Regions from separate parts of the Homo sapiens genome. Here region 1 is linked to region 2. A link is an interaction called in ENCODE POLR2A ChIA-PET data of the cell type or tissue named here. Cell type or tissue: CD4-positive, alpha-beta T cell. All regions are shown on one strand.

Evidence for each region. ChIA-PET counts read pairs that join two places held together with the same protein. Peaks named below come from ENCODE experiments on the same cell type or tissue, not always from the same donor. Only the 100,000 strongest peaks of a DNase experiment are listed, where the experiment ranks them.
Region 1: POLR2A ChIA-PET joins it to region 2 with 18 read pairs; 26 of 35 experiments call an interaction of 5 or more read pairs at or near these places.

Annotation. Positions count from the first base shown.
Region 1 is chr1:179,705,593-179,708,092 of GRCh38, reverse strand. The region is part of intron 2 of LOC105371635 (a long non-coding RNA gene); the gene reads left to right. Among named protein-coding and RNA genes, the nearest start is that of FAM163A, 36 kb to the left of the region's middle. In CD4-positive, alpha-beta T cell, a CTCF peak has its summit at 1,559; a DNase peak (open chromatin) is centred at 1,552.
Region 2 is chr1:179,813,934-179,816,433 of GRCh38, reverse strand. It overlaps FAM163A (family with sequence similarity 163 member A), which reads right to left. Exons shown (of 5, transcript NM_173509.3): 5 at 236-2,500. The coding sequence ends at 2,245. It overlaps LOC105371634 (a long non-coding RNA gene), which reads left to right. Exons shown (of 5, transcript XR_007066756.1): 4 at 1-1,535; 5 at 1,840-2,139. Among named protein-coding and RNA genes, the nearest start is that of MIR12116, 11 kb to the right of the region's middle. In CD4-positive, alpha-beta T cell, CTCF peaks have their summits at 1,305 and 1,505 (motif pointing right); a DNase peak (open chromatin) is centred at 1,443; H3K4me3 peaks cover 1,501 bases; H3K27ac peaks cover 253 bases.

The DNA.
Region 1 (2,500 bases), 110 kb after region 2:
TAACAAGGATGCTGTAAATATTAAATATGTAAAAGTTTTGGCATATAATGAGCATTTAGTAATTGGATATTAAGATTATTGTAATACAATATTAATTTCTGACATGATGTTGGCAAAATGCATTTCTGTGCCTTGATTTCCTTATCTGTAAAATGGGAGTAATAACACCACCTACCCCATGGTGCTGTTGCAAGGATTACATGATGTAATCTATATAAAAGCACACAGAATAAACAGCTTGTGGCACATATGAACTCCATAAAACTCTTATTATCCGATCAGTTCTCTTGTGAATGCTGGTCTATCTTCTTTGTAAACGTTTTGCTTCCTAGAAGCCAACAGAGGTGTAGAACTTATCAAACTACTCCCTTGTCTTATATACTATCCTTGTGTTAATGTGATTTAAACTTTAGTTGGCAGCAGCCTCTGCTGTTTTGCAATTTGTAAAGTCCTCTGTAAGTGATGGTTATTAGAGCTGACTCCTGATGTGAGTTAAAACCAGGCTCTGACCACAGAATTTGCTTGTCTTCATTTGAGAGTGAAGTCACAAGGGTTAATCAGTTTTCCATCTCACCGAGAATCTGGTGAGCAAATAGTCATATTACAGGATGCAGAATTCCTACAGGCATTCTTGTTTTTGTTTTTTGAGATGGAGTTTCACTCTTGTTGCCCATGCTGGAGTGCAATGGCGCGATCTCGGCTCACCACAACCTCTGCCTCCCAGGTTGAAGTGGTTCTCCTGCCTCAGCCTCCCGAGTACCTGGGATTACAGGCATGCACCTCCACACCTGGCTAATTTTGTATTTTTAGTAGAGATGGGGTTTCTCCAGGTTGGTCAGGCTGGTCTTGAACTCCCAACCTCAGGTGATCTGCCCACCTCGGCCTCCCAAAATGCTGGGATTACAGGCATGAGCCACTGCGCCCGGCCTCCTGCAGGCATTCTTAATCATTTTTGAGAATCTGAGCAAGCCAAGAACCTTCCCCCAGAAAGGCAGACAAACACAAAACTTAATGCCCTGGAATTAAAAAAATCATTTTAAAGACTAAAAAATGTGCCAAAATTGTAAAAATTTTCTATTTTTTCCTATAGCAGTAATTTATAAAGGAGGTGAAAACACATCTGCATGGAAAGGCCAAAATAAAGATGGCAAAGTGATTTTTTTTTCTTAAAACTTTTTCAATGCAGCAAGATAGAATCAGTACTTGTAGCTTCTGAAAGAGATTAGGGGTTGTTGGTGTTTCCCCACCACCTTCAAAGAATAGATAACTATACAGTATTAAAGTTTAAGTTCTGTAAAAAGGGAGTGCTCTGTGGCCATTTCCTGGAGGGTAAAATTAGAAAGGGAAATTTTAATCTGTGGGAAGATCACACATTAAGAACCTATTTCCAATGAATTCATGTTCTAGGTCACTTAACTTGTTTTTTTTTTTCTTCCAAGTAAAAAGAGGGGTTGGATGAAGTTAGCTCTTAGCTCCATTTTTAACTCTAAAACCTGCGATGAAACACACAAGGGAAGGATTTTTAGCAGCTGGCCTGGCAACAGAACTCCTGTCCTAGAGCGCCACCTAGCAGCAAGGAAAAAGCAAAACCCTCTAAAGAATAATTAATTTGACTTTAGAACAAAACAATTTTTTAAAAATCCAGCTTTGGTGAAGTAGTCCCCTCACCAAGTCTACTCTGAGGAGTAATTCAGGTAGAGAAATCCTGGGCTTATCATCTCCAAGTTGAAAACTCGAATGAGGTTTTCACACACTACTTTGCCCTGGCTCTCCGTTTTAGCAGCTGCTGCTGAAAGCTCAGCTATCCGGGCAGTATTACCAACTAACCCTCGGCCAATGCCCTTATGACACCAAACACTCCTTATGACACCCTGACACTCCTAAAGACTCATTTCAAAGACAACAGCAAATTCAGTTTTGTTAAGATTTCACAAAGGTTCCAATGATATCAGTTTATCTTGCCCAATCAATGTCATGGCATGAACAAACAAAAGAAGAGTTGCCACCGGCTTCACTGTTGGGAAGGTTGTTTCGACTCTCCCCACGTTGCCATCCGTTTGGCCAGTATTGTGAGAGGGGAAAAAAGCCATCACAATTCAAGTATTGTTCATGATATGGCCCACATTACATTTTTTACAATATTTGGTAGGAAAATACCACTATGGGAGATAAAAGAATATAGAACTTACATAGTGGATAATCAAATTCAGATGAGTTACAGTAACCTATTGCTACTCTATTTCACTTATTAAAAATAAAATTACTTTCTAACATAGGAGTTCTCAGCTTCTTATGCCCATGCTCGCATGTCTGAGGGATAAAACCCTTGGATATGTCACAGTGGCTGTCACTTTCATTTGGGAAGAAAGAATTGCAATTCATGGCATACAGGGCGGTCTTTGGTATGTCTGAAGAACAAAGAGAAGGTTGGGGGTTTTATAAAAAAGAGAAATGTGGCCAGGTGCAGTGGCTCACGCCTGTAATCCCAGCACTTTGGGAG
Region 2 (2,500 bases):
TGGGGAACGCTGCCAGGCCCAGCAGCTCATCAGGAGCTTGCACTTGGCCCAGTTAGGGCTGGCCGTGGGACGGGCTTGTTGAAGCTGCTGCCGCCATAAGCTGCCCCTCTGCACCAGGAGACAGATCCCATTACCCCACCTACAGCTGCTTCCTGGTACAAGAGAAGAGTTACCATTTGAAATGACTCCACAGGAGAGTCTGACAAACATGTTTGCTTTTCACTGACAATTAAAATTGTTTTGCTGCTAATCTTGTTTTATTGTGGTCTTTCATCCATCAGCAAGCATCCCTGCACGCAAGATCAGAGTTGGGTAAATACATCCAGACCCTGCCAGGATTAGGGCAAGAGGGAGTGCTCTGGGCCGGCAGATCTTTTTCGGAAATTCTCACTTCTTGGAGCACTAAAGGGTTGTTAGTCTATCTGGGCAAGCCTCGTTTCCCTGGAGAAAATGGAGTCTCAGAGATTAGTGACTGGTCCTAGAGCTAATGAGTGACCAAAGTGTGACCAGAGCCCAGGTCTGCTTCTCAACCCAGGGCACTTTGATTCCAGATTGAGATGTAAGGTGACAGGTGCCTTAATAGTGGCGCAAAAGATGTGCATTCCCCTCTTCCTCCCTCCCCGCTCCCTGCTCCCCCAGCGGCACCCTGACCTTCCTCAAATGCAGAATCAAGATTTCAGCAGGGGGGCCAGCCCTTTCCCTGCCCCACCCTCCTCGAATTCAGTGACTCAGGAGTGGGAAGGGGGTTAGCTATGCCCTTAGAAGGGGGCCAGCTTCTGCAGAGGCCACTGGAAAACTCATCAGGATTCTCACTCACAAAGCCACTGCCACATTCTAAGTAGGAAGTCGGAGTTGGAAATGAGGCTGGTGTGAGACACAATAAATGGCTCATCGCCAGGAAACTGGGGAGTAGGGCGGCCAAGGGAGGGCGGCGAGCGTGGAATCCCAAGGCTAAGTCACGTCCCTCCCATCCTCAGGACTGGGCTGTTGCTCTGGTGAGATGAATGAAGATCCTGCTCCACGGCGTCACAGGTGGATGCTTACATAGAATGCCGGGCTCTGGGGGACTTGACGTGGTTTCAGCCGCTGCAGCATCGCCCCACAGAGATTCTGTGCTCTTCCTGTTCACCAGCCCGCTGTCTGCCATGGGGATTGGTCACGTGTTAACCACCTTTCGTTCAAGCTGTTTCGGGATCAGACTTTTCCTTCTCTGGTACATGGGAGACCTTTCCTCTCTGCAGCTCCTGAATGTACAAAGCCCCTGGTGCCTACCCGTGGTTACTGTGTGTGTGTGTGTGTGTGTGTGTGTGTGTGTGTGTCTGTGCGCGCGCGCGCGCGTGCGTACACCTGGGAACGGTTATGCACACCCTCACAGGACTGCATCCACACAAGCTACTCGGCGTGGTGGGCTGGGCCGAGAGACAGTCAGCTGGTCTCTTTGCTAAGCTACCAGAAGTCGGCTAACAAAATGAAAAAACTTCTCCAGCAGGGGGCGCTGGTTCCTAAGTCAGAGAAAGGATTTCGGGGAACACAAGGTTAGACACTTTCTGGTGCAGTCCCCACAAGCCACCTTAGGCTTTAAAGTCAACTTGACACGTCCCACGAGGAAGGGGGCAGGTGAGATGTGATACGTTCAGGAATCAACGACCCTACGGGAGCAGCTACAGTGACAGCAGTAGCTATGGTAACCAACGTACAAAGCTGGGCTGTGAACTAGCTGTTGGAGTCGTTTCAGCAAGCGCGTCCTGAAGCAGTGCCGTTGACGCCCCGCCCCTCGCTTCTCCAATGCTGGAATTGTAGCTCTCACTTCTCTCCTTGCCCTCTGTCCCCTTTTCCTAGGCACGGATGCTTCATCTCCCGAGGACCCGGGAGGCCTCCTGAGCCTTTGCTGAGCTTTCCCTGGTGCTCCTTTTTGCAGTCCAGCGAATCCAGGGGACTGGGGCACACTGCAAGGGGTTGTGGTGGTGCTGGGGCTGCCAGAGGAGTGTCCCAACCAAGAAACTGGCGAAGCTGCAGACTCGACCTAGCAGTCCCCCACCTCTGGCCCACAGAGTTGGAGCCAGGCCCTGTCTTGGTTCTCAATGCACTCAAAAGCTTAAATCCTAGTAAACCCTCCACTGCGGAGCGAGAAAAGCCAAAGAAACAGAAACAACCCATGTGGGGCTGTTGGAGGGTCATTCATCACCCCCATGGCCCCCGCCAGGGCAGCAGTGTGGGTGTGTGTGCGGGTCGGGGTGGAAGGATTTACACGTCTGTACTAATAGCCCTTGGATTGGTGAAGGCCTCACGCCCAGAGCCTGGCCAGGTCACCGGGTAACTCTGGGGTGCTGCCAATTTGAGGGATGGGGGTCCCCCCTCTTTGTAGTATGTGGGAGCAAAGGAGAGCCTCTCGCCTCCACCCCCATTGGGCACCATGTCAGCCGTCCGTATGTAAAAGGGGGAGCTGTATGGGGAGCAGGTAGTGCAGTGGCTCGCGGCCACCCCACAGGGCTGGCTGCAG